2 separate regions of the Mus musculus genome follow, and region 2 is linked to region 1. Evidence: chromatin loops called from intact Hi-C (ENCODE). Cell type or tissue: gastrocnemius. All regions are shown on one strand. Each heading gives the region's core, and the rest is flanking DNA. Links, peaks and the distances in the headings are about the cores only. Region 1 holds the start of Gm41829 (a long non-coding RNA gene). Region 2 overlaps Rcl1 (RNA terminal phosphate cyclase-like 1).

Evidence for each region. A loop is a pair of places that touch in the nucleus more often than their neighbours do. Peaks named below come from ENCODE experiments on the same cell type or tissue, not always from the same donor. Only the 100,000 strongest peaks of a DNase experiment are listed, where the experiment ranks them.
Region 2: it touches region 1 in a loop (1.8-fold over the local background); 4 of 42 quality-filtered maps call a loop at or near these places.

The regions. Positions count from the first base shown.
Region 1 is chr19:29,240,068-29,248,400 of GRCm38, reverse strand. It overlaps Gm41829 (a long non-coding RNA gene), which reads left to right and starts at 2,981. Exons shown (of 2, transcript XR_877802.2): 1 at 2,981-6,857; 2 at 7,102-8,333. In gastrocnemius, for the core only: no CTCF peak of the experiment used is centred there; no DNase peak of the experiment used is centred there.
Region 2 is chr19:29,120,500-29,128,832 of GRCm38, reverse strand. Rcl1 (RNA terminal phosphate cyclase-like 1) reads right to left here. Exons shown (of 9, transcript NM_021525.2): 4 at 7,489-7,563; 5 at 6,943-7,067; 6 at 709-834. Among named protein-coding and RNA genes, the nearest start is that of Mir101b, 11 kb to the left of the region's middle. In gastrocnemius, for the core only: no CTCF peak of the experiment used is centred there; no DNase peak of the experiment used is centred there; H3K27ac peaks cover 1,252 bases.

The DNA of each region.
Region 1 (8,333 bases), core at 107-8,106:
CAGTATTTGTTCCTGTTTGTTGTCCTGATGACAGTCATTCTGACTGGGGAGAGATGGGATCCAAAAGCAATTTTAAGTTGCATTTCCCTCATGGTTAAGGATGTTCAACATTTTTTTCAAATATTAACTAGGCAATTGTTCTCTTGAAAGTTGTCTACTCAGGTTATTAGCCAACTGTTTGAGTGAATGATTTTTGTTGCTGCTGGTTTTGTTTTGTTTTGTTTTGTTTTTTTGGGTTTTTGGTTGGTTGGTTGGTTTAGTTTGGTTTGGTCTGGTTTTTTGAAACAGGGCTTTTCTGTGCTGCTCTGGTCATTCTGAAACTCACTCTGTAGACCAGGCTGGCCTCAGACTCATAGAGATTTCCCTGCTTTTGCCTCCTGGGTGCTGGGATTAAAGGGTTGCACCACCACTGCCCAGCTTGAACAATTTCTTTTGATATTTAATTTCTGCAGTCCTTCATATATTCTAGATGTAAGCTCCTTGTCTAGTATACATTAGCTAAGTTTTTTTTTCCCATTGTAAACGCTACCTCCTCAGTTTAGCAAATGTTTCTTTTATTGGGAAGGAAACCCTTTAATTTTCTGTAATCCCCTTTGTCAATTCTTGGGATTGTTTTCTGTATTTTTGGAGACCTTTTTGGGAAGTTCTTGCCCATGCCTGTATCTTGAAATATATTACCATACTCTCCTGAAGCAATTTCAAAGTTTCAGGTCTGAGACTACAATTGTGATGCAGTTTTCATTGATGTGTGTGTGTGTGTGTGTGTGCACATATGTATGTGCCAAGAGAAAGCTATGTATCTAGTTTCATTCCTCTACAATCAATATCCAGTTTTTCCCAGTACCATTTACTGAAAAGGCTGTCTTATTTTCCCAAGTATGTATTTTACATCTCTGTCAAAACATGTAGCCATAGCTGTGTGGCTTCTTCTGGGTCTTCTATTCCACTGGTCTATGTGTCTGGGTTTGCACTGGTGCTGTACTGGTTTTGTTACGATGGCTCTGTAGGATGAGATGGTTTTGTTACAATGGCTCTGTAATATAGTATAAAATCAAGCATTGCAGCAGCTCCAGCGTTGCCCTTGCTTAGCATTGCTTTGATTATTGCAGGACCTTGTGCGTCTGTGGGAATTTTAGAGTTGTTTTTTCTAGTTCTGTAAAGAATGCCAATCAGAATTCTGATGGGAATTGCACTGCATTTCTATATAGCTTGTAGTAATGGAACCATTTTCTCCCGACTGACTTCTGCCAATCCATGAGCATGTGAGAGATCTTTTCATCTTCTGGTGTATTCTTCAACTTCTTTAAAGTATTAAAGTCTTTATTTAGTCTTTAATCTCCTCGGTTGGGTGGTTAGGTTTATTTGTAAATTTATTTCGTTTTTTAAGCCATTGTGATTAGGACTTTCCCCCTTGATTTAATACCCTTGGAAAATTCAGTATTGGCATGTAGAAAAGCTACTCAACTTTGTATGAAAGTATTTATCGGGTCTAGGTGTTTTCTGGTGGAGACTTTGGGTCTTTTAGGTATAGGCTCATGTTGTCTGTAAAAAGGCCATGTGCCTTCTTTCCTACTCATGTCCACTTTACTTCTTTATCTTGTCTTATGCTTAGCTAAGACTTTGATCATTGGATTGAGTAGGACTCATGGAGGTAGCATATTTGTCTCCTTCCTGATTTAGAGGAAACAATTACAGTCTTTTCCATTTAATATACTTTTGGCTATAGGTGTGTTATTCGTATGTAGCCTTTACTATGTTGACACACGTCCCTCCTGTGAGTTTCTCTGAGGCTATTCATCATGAAGGGATGTTGAACTTTGTTAAAGGACTTATCTACATCTAATAAAATGATAATTATATTCTGCGTTGTCTTGACTGATCTGTGTATATTGAACCAACCTTGCCTTCCTGGAATGAGACAAACTTGACCATAGTGTATAATCACAATGTACATTTGTAAAAATTAGTTTTCAAGAGTGTACAAATGTGTTTTTTTATTATTTCTATCCATGTGAATGTGCATGCCACATGTGTGCCAATGCCTGAGGCAAGATGCAAGCACTATATCCTCTGGGAATAGGACTAAAGGCAGAGCTGCCTGAGCTATTGATCTAGCTTTAAGCTTTAAAGAACTTTATTGACAATTTTTGTATGTATGTTCATCATGGAAGTTACAGTTTTCTTTTTTGTTCTTGTGCCATCTTCTATTTTAGATACAAAAGTCATGCTTATTTCACAGAGTGAGTTTGGTCGTGTTGTTTTTCTTTCTAATTATGGAACAGTTTGAGGACTTTTAGATTTGGCTTTTCTTGAAAGAATTCAGTAGTGAAGCCTTCCAGTCGTGAGTTTTCCTTTGTTAGAGACTTGATTTCTGCATCAATCTTGTTGATTATTATAGATCTTTAGAAGGTGGTTATATATTCCTGATTCAAGTTTAGTAGATCATACATGTCTAGGAATTTATTATTTTTTTATATAGATAGGTTTTTACAGTTCTTTATCTGCTCAGCTCTTTATTATTTCTTGCTGTCTACTGCTTTGGATTTTGGCTTCTCTTTTCTGTTTTTGAGCCTTTGAGACAGTCCACTTGGTCACATATCTACCATCACACTGATGTTTTTAATGTAAGCCCTCCAGCTATAAACTTTCCTTTTAAGGACTGCCTTAGCTGTATCCCATAGAGACTAATAGGTTGTGCTTTCATTTTTGCTTAATTTTAAGAATTTTTCTTCTCGATTTCTTGAATGGCCCACTGGTCCTTCCTAAATCTAGTCATCAGCCTCAGGTACTTCTGTAGTTTCTGTGGTTTCTTCTGCTATTGATCTCTAGTTTCACTGCAGTAAGATCCAATAAGATACAAGAAATTACTTTGATTTTCTTTTATTTGTTAAGACCTGTTCTCTTGGGGGCTGGAGAGACAGCTTAGTGGTTAAGAGCACTGGCTGCTCTTCCAGAGAACCTGGGTTCAATTTTCAACACCCACATGGCAGCTCACACATGTCTGTAAGTCCAGTTTGGGGGGCCTCTGACACCCTCACACAGACAGACATGAGGTAAAACACCAGTGGACGTAGAATGAGGTCTGTTTTAGAGAAGGTTCCAGGGCCTTTTGATGTATATTGAGTATCTGTTGGATTGAACTCTATATGTCAGAAGTCATTTAATCTACAGTGTGGTTTTGTGGGGTTTTATTTTGTTTTGTTTGTTTGGTTTGGTTTGGTTTGGTTTGATTTGGTTTGGTTTTGGTTTCTCAAGACAGGTTTCTCTGTGTAGCCCTGGCTGTCCTGAAACTCCCTTTATAGATGAGGCTGGTCTCAGTCTCAGAGCTCTGCCTGCCTCTGTTTCCCAAGTGCTAGGTGTGTGCCACCATGCCCGGCCTGGAGTGCAGTTTGACGATGAGATCTCTTTATTTATTTTTGCTTTCAAATGACCTCTATGGATATGTCATTGAGTCACTGAAGTCATTCCTCTTGTTGTGTCAGGATTTACCTAAACTTTTATGTCCATTAGTGTTTGTTTTATAAAACGGAGAGTATCTATTTTCAGTATATGTGTATTTATATTTGCTGCTTGTTCTTGATGAAATATTTCCTTTATTAATATGCCATGGGGCCTCCTTTATGTCTTCTGAGTAAGTTTTGTTTGAACTCTTCTCCATCAGACAGCAGAAAAGCCATGCCAGCGTGTCTTCCGTTTCTGTTCACTTGCCTGATTGACTCAGAGCCTCTGTCTGATTCTGAATCTGTAAGTGTGTTTTGCTAGTTATGTTTCTTGGGGACATTGGATACTTGGATCTACTTTTTGAGCCCAGCCGGTCAGTTTGCATCTCTTTATCCGAGATAATCTGTAGTATTGACAGATGTGTATTAATTTTTGTAACTTTGGGTTGTGTTGTTGCTAGCTCCATTCCTTCTCTGCTCTTAGAGTCAGTTGTCTGCTGGTTTAGTGCCTTGGTCCTGCCGGATTCCTGGCCAGCCCTTTTGGTTCTGCTCCTCTCAGTAAACGTATTCTTCTCTGTGATCTCATGATTGAGACCTTCCACCTTTTCTGTGTGTAATATGCCTTGGGTGTTTTTAGGTTTGCTCTGTTTTGCTTTGTATTTTTGGACTTGCTAGTCATAAACTTGTCATGTGCTTGTCTTGTATGTCTACTTCTCTGTCAGAGCTAAGAGAGAGCTTTGGTGGAGGGAGTGACCTTAGCGGAAAGGTTTTGTGCTCTCAGAGCATGATATATACTGCGCCGTGTTTTAGGATTGTTGCTGCGGTGTCTCCGTGGTATGGAAACATGCTTGTCCAACAACAACCACTCGTGTTGATGATTTGGCATTTCCCCTGAAACCTTTCCTATTATCCTTTCCTTTGCATCCCCAAAATCTTGATTATGATAGATGAGAAGTGGCTTTTCCTTGGATGTCTGCCTGTTGCTCTAGATTTTAGGAGGGAGGGAAAGTTATGTTATAATTTAATTGGGTAGATTCTTTATATCTTTAGTTTTACGTCTCATTTCCTTTTTCCATTCCACAGATTCGTGGGTTTAGACCATTGATGATATCCCAGAGTCTTGGCCACTGTACCACGATCCTGTTTTCTTACTGTATTTGGATGCAGCCTGACCTTTGCCTTGGCATCCATTCATCCATGATGTTCTTCCTCTGCTTGCTTAAGTCCATTGATTACGCTTTACGTTTCAGTCTGTTTGTTTTCATGCAGTTGTCATTTCCATTGCTTCTGTTTGGCTTTATCCCAATCTCTCCATTTCCTTGCTAACTTTCGGTTCTCCATCAATCCTGTTGACTTTCTCACCCTTTCTGCTGATCGTTTCCTCTTGTCTGTGGATTTTCCTCTTCAGGTCCTACTTGAATTCCTTACTTGTCTGTGCCATCTCTGAGGTCATCCATCCCCTTTGAAGTCTTGTGTTTCACTGTGATTTGCATTTCTGATGGTGTGAATGGTTCTTCTGGTTTTATTTTGGATTCTTATTGTTGAACAGCATGTCTTTGAAGCCTCAATACCACTTACAGAAAATAAAACAAACTACTACACTACGAGGAACATGAAACCATAGAAGTAAGACACGTGCTTTAAAAAAAACTCAATAACATATCACTAATATCCATAAAACAAAACAGAAAATGGCAAAACTACTGTACTGTACTGTGAACCTAAAAAGTATTTAGAGCAAAGGTGGAAGCAGTGAATGCTGGGGAAAGGCAGGCAAAGAGCAAACCAAAAACCGAAATAAGATTAAATAAATATGAGAGAAAATAAGCGGAGGAGGAGAGGAGAGTGTTTTAGAGGGCAAGAGGGTAGAGCAAGGCGTCAGGAAAAATAAAAATAAGATAAAACCCAGAAAGCTCCATTGTAATCACAGACCGTACAAAGCTCAAAACCAAAAAGTGGTAAACATAAGAAAGTGACAAAAAAATTAAGCGTGGATTTTAAAAACGATATGACAAAGACAAAATAACCACTAAATGTATAATAGAAAAAAAAAGAAACGAAAAGAAAAGAAGACAAGAGCAGAAGGCAGGGGAGGGGGGAGGGGGAGGAGGAAAAAGAGGAGGAAGAGGAAAGAAAGAACTTTATAAAGAGTGAGAAAAAGAAAAATATCTCAGCTGGGCGGTGGTGGCGCACGCCTTTAATCCCAGCACTTGGGAGGCAGAGGCAGGTGGATTTCTGAATTCGAGACCAGCCTGGTCTACAAAGTGAGTTCCAGGACAGCCAGGGCTACACAGACAAACCCTATCTCGGAAAAAAAAAAGAAAAAAGAAAAAAAAAAAAAAGAAAAATATCTCCCAGTAATGAGAAAAATCTGTAAACATCACTAAATGCACAAAGATAATCTAAAAGCTAATCCAAAAAATATTAGCAAAATAAATTTAAAATACTGCTGAAAGTATTAGTAAAAGAAAGGGAGGAGGGACTACAAGATAGGGATGACTCAGCTTCTCTTGATCCTTGGAAACTCAAGGCTGCCAGTAAAATGCATGGGAGGGGTCAGCCACGTCTGTGGGCTTGTAGTTCCTATAGTTTATACTGTTGTTCCTGCACGGGTCCTGGGCAAGTACCCACGTCTGCCAGAGTTGTGCTCACTAGGGTACCTTCCCTTCCTTGCCTGTCCAAGGCCTCCCCTGGCCATACTTGCCTTTATGGAATGTAGTCTGGACAGTCTCTCTCCCTCTTGAGACTCCCCAGATTGAATTCCCTTGGGCGGTTAGTGTTCCAGCAGAAGATCTCTTCCAAATGGGAGAAGAAAATGAAATCCCTGAAAACTCTACACACCAAGGACTAGTCTTTGTACTCTCGGGACCTCTTAAGCGTTGATCGGCTTCAGGGGTACCGCTTGAGTGTCAAGAAGCCAAGTGGAGCTGAAACAGTCCCCATACACGACTGATAGCTGACAGCAAAAGCTGATCCACACACTGGCCTTCAGTCTCAGGGCCATCAAACTCCAGACTCATTCTCAGTTTCATCAAGGCAAATCTCTTCGTCTCTGAGGACAAGGCTACCTTTCCTTTACGCCCTGAGCCAACACTCCACCCCCACCCCTTCACTCTTGCCTTATCAGCATCGAGTTCTCCCACACTCCAAAGGTGCCTCCAGAGGCTGACTCACTCCCTGGAACTGTGACTAGTTAGCTTCAGTCTCTCTTTCCTGCGGTTGTCTCTGTACGCAGGACCCTAGGGAAGCTCAGCGTTAAGCAACAGCTTCCTTCTTCGGGTAGAACCCAGTCCCTGTCGTCTGAGTCATACGCAATGATAGTGTCTCCATGGCTGGCCCATCCACCAGAGGACCACTATTTCACCAACGCCAGCAACTGGATCTGAGGCTTTCTAGGCCTACGGGCTTATCCCGAGGGTAAGGCTTATAGTGCTTTCCCACCAGAGCGACCTGATTGACCTCTTGAACTAGGCTTTTGTTTCCCTTCCCCCACCAGGGATGGCCACCTGGCTGGGGCTCTATTGATGTTTCTTTTCAGTAACCTACACTATCTTTGTGGCTTTTCACAGGTCTGGAGGAGCATCTAGGTTTTTTTTTGTTGTTTTTTTTTTTCCTTATGCTAACTCAATATATCCTTTTGCTCTTTCAATATATCTTACAGAGACATCTTCTATCCCACACGCTTACCAAAACTCCCTATGCTATGATTTTTTAAATGTAAGAAACCAACTGTATCAGAGCTGGTCACAATATTTCAAGTCTCTAACTCCGGCACATGGGAGACTGAGGCAGAATAGTCATGAGTTTGAGGATAGCCTGGACTTCATAGCAGTTTCAAAGCAAGTCTCAAGTACAAAGGAAGACCCCATCTTGAAGAGGAAACGAGAAGAGAGAAACACTTTAAAAAAAAAAAAACCTGTCGTTGAACAAGATAATGACAACCTCTTTGTTTCTCATTTGTTTGCTTGCTTAGTATTCTGCTGCATTTTATTTATTTTAGTTGGTTGTGTCGTTTGTCTTGGGGTGAGGCAGGATTTTACTGTGTAGCTGGGGTGGAACTTGCTCTGCTTCCAGAGTGCTGGAGTCTCAGAGTGGAGCACCACCCCCAGAGGAGCCATCATCCCTAAGTGTTAACTATGTTTCAAGCCAAAGAAAGATTTGAGAAAGTCTCTGGTTGGCAGACTCATACCAAGATCTGAGGATGGGTCCAAAAAGTATTTTGTTTCATTCCAAAATAGAGAAAATATGATTTTCTGAAGGAAAAAAAAAAGAGGAAGTAGTAGCTATGGAAAGAGGCTAATTTATTTTAGGTCTAGGATTATAAACAGGGTGTCTGAATCAGGTAAACAGACAAGCGAACAACATTGTCTTACTTTAAATCAATCACAGGTCTGCCTCAGTACACCCTCATTCTGACATCGGTCCTCTTCACAGTCTTTGTGTTCTGCAGAACAAAACTTCCTTTCCTTTGACATGAGCAGACTGTACATGAGAACCAAATAGTTTTCCACTATGTAAACCCTTTTAGGTTAGGGTAATTATCTGTCTAAATACACAGAATGTCAAGTGCAACTTTGCTCTACTTTGAACAAAGGGGAAAAAAAAGTTTTTTGAAATGTAGTTTTACAATGTGCACCGAGCTGGGCTTGAACTCACGAACCCCCTGTGCCGCTGAGCATCTGGGATCACAGACAGCAGTGTCAACAACACAAGAGTTGACTAAAGACAGTGAGAGTTACCTGCCCACAAATTGTTATTTTTGAAAACAATACGTTGCAAGATCTACTGTGAAAAGCAGAAATTCAGGTGGAAAGTTCAACATGTAAATGTGTTTGTCACCAAGTCTGACCACTTGAGGAAATTCCTCTGAAGCTTGAACATAGACGGAGAGAA
Region 2 (8,333 bases), core at 286-8,285, 120 kb after region 1:
TTTGGGCCTGCACTATTCCTCTCTCCCCATTCTGGAAAAGCAAGGGATCTGAGAACAGACTATCCGGGAACACTCAGCAGCCTCCGCTGCTACCCACCCTTTCCCAGCCCTCGGCAATCCCCTCCAGAAAAGAGTGGGCCCACTAATCCAGGCCTACAGCTGAGGAAGAAGGCAGAAAGAAAAGGCCAGCATTAGGAGTTGCTGTTTCTGTAGCATGTACAGACTTGCTACATACAGATAGTGTACATAGACACCTTTTAAACGTAATATTTACAATTATCCTAGGGTACATCATTAGCTCAGTGTGTAAATAAAGAATGTTCTGGTGTTTGAATAAAAGGCATGGGAACGTTGATGACCTTCCCGTCCCCAGAGGGAAGGGCCAACTCTGTATAAACATCCTTTCTAGCCCTGACCTCTGACACCATCACTTTCCACTGGAGTCTGTGAAGGCCAAACTTCTCGCTTACACTCAACCTCCCAGTCCTCTCCTGGACTCTTTGCTCAAATCAGGAGAGACTGAAAGAGCTGTGAGGACCAGCTGTGCTGCCCTTAGAGAAGAGGCGATCTCCTAACCCAAGCGGATAACTGCAGGATGCAGTGGTTTTAGTTGAGGGAGATAAAGCTGGAAGGCAGTGAGATGAGAAAGGAGCGTCGCCATAGTCTCGCCGAGCTCAGCTGCTGAAGGCTGCTCTGGAAGGCACTTACTTCCCAGAACTGACGCCTTTCATGTGATCCGTGTAGATGTAGATGTCAGGTATGAACTTGTTGAGGATGCTCCTTGCGGAATCCACGATCCGGTTTGCCATCTGAGGTGATACACGAACTGAGTACCTGTGGCCCAGGGTTAAGGACGTTATAATGCTGGGATGCCACGACAGTGGAAAGCCAGACAGAAAGCCAGCAAGTCTGTGCCACGCTGGCACTTACAATTCCCATCTCACATTATTTAACTCAAGAGTTCTGTAATTAAATTTTTCATTATTATAAAAAACCAAAAACCAACAACAACAACAACAACAAAAAAAAGCCTTTCAAACAGTCATGGTGAAAAGGAATCTAGATTCCTAGAACAAAAGGTATAAAGTCAGGTCCCACAGCCCAGCCGTGACTTCCCAACCAGGCTTCTCTGTAACTGTCCTCTCCACACAGTGTGAAGATGCCTAAGCTCGTCACAGCCACAATTGGGCTCCCAGTGACAACTGTGACAACTTTGCTATTCTTTGCACAGTCCGACTACTCTAAGGAGCCTCTCTTTGACCTAAGGCCAGGCCAGATACCACAGTGGCTGACCCTGAGCCAATCCCAGCACCTCCCCCCGCCCAGAGACTTGGAAGCAGAAAACGTTGCTGAAAGATCAAAGTGACTGCTGTTTTAAAGACCACAGGTTTCCCAAACTATTACTTAAGAATCAGTTGGTGCATCTGTGAGGGCAGAGGGGCTCTACTTGATACTCTCTGGTGGAAACTACTACCTAGTACTCTACAAGGGACTCCGTTAGAGAAGGAAGAAATTGGCAAAAGGGGTTGGTGGAACCCATAACCCTGAACTAACTTTGTAACAGAGCCTGACTCTCCTGACCCCACGTTCAAACAGCAGTGTATGCTGGAGAACTGGAGGGATACACGCAGGACTAAGCAATGGAGAAAGAGCATAAGGTAAGTCCACGTGGACGCCGACGTAATGTGAGCTGCCCATTCCCACGGGGCTGTACAGTAATTACCATCAACAACACACGATTTTCATTAGAACTAAGAAACAAAAGGCTGTGCATGGAGCCTGACCTGTCAGCCAGCTCTTCTCCTTGACTGGACCTGAACCCAGCAAAAGAGCAAACATCCTGGATCCTGCAGTAAAGGCTCTCCAGTCTGCTCAGTGAGTCCATACCCAACCTGGAACCGCTGCCTATGCTGCCTACCTCCACCCAGTCAGTCTTCAACCTCAACTGCCTCCCGGTATGCCTCGGTCCACAGATGCCTCCCACCTGAAGCTCTCCATGCTGCACCTGACCTGAACTCACCACGTCTCCCCTCAGACACATGGTGTCCTTGCTCCATAAGGCCACGGGATTTACTGTTTCATCCCTCACAACTCCAAAGCACTTTTGTACCAAGAATCACATGACAAATATTTGACTTGACTCAGAGGACAAATCCAAAATGGCGAAAGAGCAAAAGGGATTTTTTTTTTCCAATACACAAAGAACCCGGTTTCATCACCACCCCTTCTGTCCAGAACGTACTTTGAACACCGTTGAGACAAAACAGCCCTAGGTCTTACAGCCTTTGGACTGAGTGGGTGCTATCTTTCTGGGGCCTGATCCTACCCACTGTCCCTAGGACAGCTCAGGAGGCGCCACCACCCCAAGACAATCCCACCACACTCAGGATTCCCAAAGTTCTTTCACACACACCTCACCTTACTTTATGCTCCCAGAAACCCTGTGCCTGGGCCCTAAGTCCTGGCTCGGAGCTTATTGCCGAGTAAGCCTTTGGGATGCAGAGCTGAGACACTTGCTCAAAGCTCAACACACCTGACTAGGAAAGAACAGCTTCCTTTCACCTCTCCTGAGATAGGGAAAGCGGGGGGCACCAGGGGGTTGAGTTGTGTGTATGTGTGTGTAGTATACACGGTGTGTAAAAGAACAGACCTAAAGACTCAAACTCTCAATTAGCCTCTTTACTGAGAGACTGTTCTACAAACCCTAGCCCATCCGAGCGAGCCTTCTGTCAGTCCTCCAGCCTCTGCACTCAATCCTTCCACACGGAACCATGAGCTCTGGATCAGAACCATGAACTAAGTCTGTGCTCCCTCTCTCTCCTCAGAGGGGATGGCAGTCAGTAAGTGAGGCCAACTCTCTAGTCACAGCTGCTGGCTCGGACCCCCACCACTTCCATCCCAGGACCTGTCTGCTTGGCCACTGATCTGCAAGCAGGGGTAACAGTACTGGGGTGGGGGTGGAGGTGGGGTGTCAGTTAAAACCACAGTGTTCCCAACTCCAAAACAAGGATGAGCTCAGCCCGGCCAGAACCAGCCCTACAGGTGAAACCCACAGAATTAACTACCGGGTCTCCAAAGTCAGCTTTTATTCTCGGATCCTAGAACTGGCAAAGGCGGGACGAAAGCCCGCATTCCTTTGAGGGGCTTATTAAGTAACAGTCCCACTGACTGATGCTGGAATGCTTAGTCTTCAGATTGGGTGCTGTGAGTGCTTCCATGGGCAGGCCCGTGCCAGTTTGGATGTTTTGTCACCGCTTCAGTCAAGAGGGAAGATGTGACACTTCACAAGTGTTTCCTGCCTCAGACTCCACAGGGGGAAGGTTCCAAGCACATTAGCAGTGAAATCCAGGGAGACGATACCTGTCCTACCCAGATCTCTTACCGCTTTTACTACACAGACTACCAACAGCATTCCCTACATTCAACCCCGCAGCCCCTCCCTCCCAGCACTCACACCTGTCTACGTCTGACCTTCAATCTAAGGCTTCCAATCTCTGCACCTCCAGTCTTCCTTCCCCAGAATGGTGAGTCCCACTGCCTTACTAAGTGAGGCACATTCTGGCTTCATCCTGACTCTCCAGCTTTCCGCAGCTCTCCACCGTTATACTGCACTGCCTACCCACTCTGCCAGGTGCTTCCATCCCTGGAGGACACAGGCCTTCTCTCCTGCTTGCTACCATGGAAAAATTCCAACTTCTTCTGAGCCCTTGACCTCATGACCCCAGGACTTTTATTGTCTTCAGTCACGATGCAACGCTGTGCCGGCACACAGCTGCCATTCCTGCCATGCCTTTCCCCAACCCTGCCCCTCTCTTTACCTCCGATTCATCTCAACTTTCAAACCCATCCCAACCCTTTCTACTCACCCCACAAAGTTCTACGTTGAATCAACCTTACCGCTTGCCTGTAACTGTGAACATATGCTGAGTAACAGGAGATACCATCTACCACTGGCCTACCTACACCTTCTAGTGCTCACACTGCACATGTACTCAGCTAACTTCATTACAGCCCATTCAGTGGACCAACAGGCCTGGTGACAAGAGTCAACCAGCACATCAGAGAGCAGCAGTGCGCAGTGGACCCAGTAAGTCCCACCACTGAGATCTCAATGATCTCGCCACTTTGCTTCAGACTCCTGTTCTCCCAAATTCTTTTTCTAACGTATAGAAATGCTCAAATCATGAACGACCTCTCTTGTTTGTGTTTCTGTAACAGTGCTCATGTGTGTGCTCATACCCGTGGAGTCCAAGAGGATAGCCTGAGGAACACCAGCCACCCCACTCTCATCCACAAAGCACTACTGGGAACTGGCCAGACTCTCATTAAACCTGAGCCCCTCAGCTAGAATTGGTGGGCAGGGTAACAGTCCCAGTTATCCTGTTTCCCTATAACAAGCCCCAGTTATCCTGCTTCCCTGTAAGGGGTGGTTCTGAGGGGAAGGTCCTGTTCCCCAGTTGGTTCTTGATCCATCAGTAAAGAAAGCCATGAGCCAATTGTTGGGCGGAAGGGACATGCGGGACTTCTGGATCCCAGAAGGCAGGAAGAAAGACACAAGAGAGAGAACAAAGTTAGCTATGCCTTGGGAAGAGGAGAACTGGGCAACCATGTAAGATCTCAAGGTGGAGTGGCCACATAGGCTGTTCCTTCAGGTGGGTGGTCAGAGGAGTTTAGCAGCTGAAGATTAGGGCAGGAGGAAAGAAAGATAAGAAACTGATAAGGGCACACTTTTCCAGGTGGGAGACAGCAACACCCAGCAATAGTGTCCAAAGGCAAGACGAAATTGAACAACTTCTGTGCCCTCTGGCTGAGGATTCAAGGGAAGCTGGGAGGGGGCTGGTAGCTTGGTCATTTCCTGGAGCAAAGACGGGTAGAGCATAAAACTACGTGCTATATTTCTCCAGTATAAGAATTACATACACAGCTGGGCGGTGGTGGCGTACACCTTTAATCCCAGCACTTGGGAGGCAGAGGCAGGCAGATTTCTGAGTTCAAGGCCAGCCTGGTCTACAAAGTGAATTCCAGGACAGCCAGGGCTATACAGAGAAACCCTGTCTCGAAAAAACAAAACAAAACAAAAAACCAACAAACAAACAAACAAAAAAGAATTACATACATGCCACTACAACACTTGACTTTTTAATGTGGGTTCTGGAGAACCAAACTCAGGCCTTCATGTTTGCAAAGGAAGAGTTTTGTAGACTAAGCCATCTGTCTAGCCACAGCCTGTCTTCAAAGGTGTATTCTGGACTGGAGAGATGGCTCAGTGGTTAAGAGCATTGGCTGCTCTTCTAGAGGACCCGGGTTCAATCTCCAGCATCCATGTGATAGCTCACAACTGTCTATAACTTCAGTTCCAGAGGATCTGACAACATCATACAGATATACATACAGGAAAGCACCAATGCACATGAAATGAAGACAAAACAAGAAAAGAAAAAGAGTGCACTCTGCACTCTTTCCCTGTTGAGCCATCACCTCATCTTTCTCCTCTACCTGTGGAGAAAAGAACAACCCTAACACAGCTACTTCCCTGTCCTTCACCCCACAGTCCAGAACTGGTTGCATGTTCTGTCGCCATTGCTTCTCAAAGAGCTCCTTCTGGGCTTCTGCTTTCCCTACCTTCAGTCCTCAGCAGGAGCTGGCCTGGGTGTCCAGGAGGTGCTGGCTTCTTTACGTCCCTCCTCACTCACAGTTCTGATGGCTGCCCAGGGCGCCAGTCTCCTCGCTCTGCATTCCTCATGGCTGCTGACTTCACAGCGTTCACTTCTAGCCCTCATCTTGCCTCCCGAGCTGCAGATCCTCAACTCTAAAGTCCTCTCCAGACTTATTTCAGTGGAGCCATCAAATCCAGCAATGTAATACTGAACTCACAACCACCCCATTCCACCCTACGCTGGCCTTTTGTAGCTACTATCAGCACATATCCTTACCAACAAGCCTCGGTGAAAAGCATTAAAACCAGTGACTCTCAACCCTCTGCAGCAGCTCCTGCCTGACCTCTCACTACCCCACTCCCTGCCTCTCTTCGGGTACAATAACTATGTTACCATGGTGACACTAGGTGAGTTTCTTCTATAACCATACTTTCCAAAATATCACAAAAGTTCTTACATGACCACCCAAGCTGTCCTGATATGCAAATTTGCTCTTCAGATGAAAACCAGTGACATTTAAATAAAGGCCAATTGCTCAATATGGCCTTCATTTCTTCACTGGCTCCTGTTCAATTCCTACCCCATCGTGTTCATCAATTGTCACCGACTACTTGAGTCTTAACGACCCACATAGCTAGCCGTGCCCCAAAACTGTGGTGTGTAGCTTCGTCTGCAAACACCCACTTTTCTCACTGAAGCACCCCCCTTTCTTGCCCTGCTTCACAAACTTCTATCCTTTAAGGCTCATTCAAATGTCCCTGCTTTTCTGCAGATTAAAAAAAAAAAAAAGGCAGAGGTTAAAAGCTAGGCACCAAATTATTGACAAGGTTTAAATCCCATTCGTACCTATCAGCTATGAGACATTAACAAACAGAGCTTTTATATCCCAGTTTCCTTATCTGCACAATAGGATGTGAGTTAACTTGAAGCGTTCAGAAGCTTAACTGAGATGCATAAAGTGAACTTCCCCTGAAGGACACAGGAGAAACACTTCACGGTAGATCACAGTTACATTCCAGTCGCCAAAGAATCCTCCAGACAACTGGCCACCCCCACCCCTGTCCCAGCTGCCCCAGCCCTCCCCCTCCATCATTTACATGTCACACCGGAGCTAAGGTTTACAGAATTATTGCCTTCCCCAGACACTGTAGTATTAAGTGAAGAAAAACGAGTTCAGCACTGACACTTTCGTGAGATTGTTGCTGACAGTGTAAACAGTGAGAAGGCGTAGCACTGTCATCTTCACGAGGCAAGAAGAGAAGAAGGACTTTAATGCAAAGGATACGCCATTCCTCTGATCCGCTTGATTTTTCCTGGGTCTGTGAGCTGGACAGGCTTCAGGACCTTCCTCACGGGGCAGGAGAAAAGCACTTCGCCCCCTCCTCCAGGGGGCATTCCCCGACGCAAGATCTGCACAAAGTGGTAAGGAGGGCATGGGAGAAAGCAGACATGGAAAACATGGGTTCCCCTGACACCTAGCCCAGGAAGGCTAAATCATTCCTATGGGGCTTTGAAGGCACTGTGGCGTCTCAGGAGCTCCTGGACACAAATTACACCAGGATGATTCAGACAAGCGCGGCAAAGGGCCAGACTCCATGTGGCTCTATTCCTTGTCTAACCAACAGCTGTGGTGAGGTGTGAGGGACTCAGTTCGTGTTTATAACAGACCTACCGGAGAAGAACAACTCGACTGTGGGAACTGTTAAAGGTCTCTCTCAGTTCAAGGTTTGAAGCACTGGTTAATAAGCCTCATCATATATCGCATGCTTCTTCCAATCAGCTAAATAAAAATGTCTTGGATACATACAGCCAGCAGTTCACACATTCTCACCTTTAGCTCAAATGATTCTCCATCGATCCCAAACTGTTTCAGTAGAGGGAGCGCTGTCGCTTTAAGAACATCAACCTGTAAGTTAGTTCAAGGAATTTTCAATTAAACTTTGAACATGTAGCTAAAAGTCCAAGTGGTAAACAAAACTCAAGAAACTGCTGGACTCACACAGAAAACACACTGGGACCTCTGCTCATTCTCACAGGTATCACGCCCATAACATTACTCTATTAATTTATTAATAGACATTATTATAATGTTATTTTATTAAGCCTTTTCCAATATACATAACAAATATATTCTTTAACACTTAAAGAGTTGGTACCTCTCCAGGTCAGAGCAAGCCAATGAACCCTCAATGTTTACCTAAGAATCCTGGTACAGGTGCTGATTCTACATGGGGAGTTGGGAGGAGCCTTAGAGGGAACAATGCCCTCAACATGCACAAAGCATTGAACCCCCCAATGGTAATCACAGTAGCACTGAAGGTTCATCTCTTCTGTATCTAGAGCTCCCAGAAGACCCTGGGGAGGCCACCCTGGGACAGGAAGCAAGAGTAGTGGCATCATGAGCAGAAGAGACCCAGTCTTTTGTCCCAAGTTCGGCCTCTGATGAGCTACGTGGCTCCAGTGGGGGAGTGGGGTGGGGAGAGTCACAGAATCTGTTTCCTTCCCTAAGACAGGCTTCAAGCCCCGCTGTCTCCATGATGCCACAAGTCCAACAGGCTGATTCAACTCAATGATCCTCCAAAAAGGCTCCAAGGGCAGAAGATGGGCGGTCAGAAGTAGAAATGATACACAAGGTCTAGGAACTAACTCATTCAGAGTGGACAGGGTGTGGCGGGG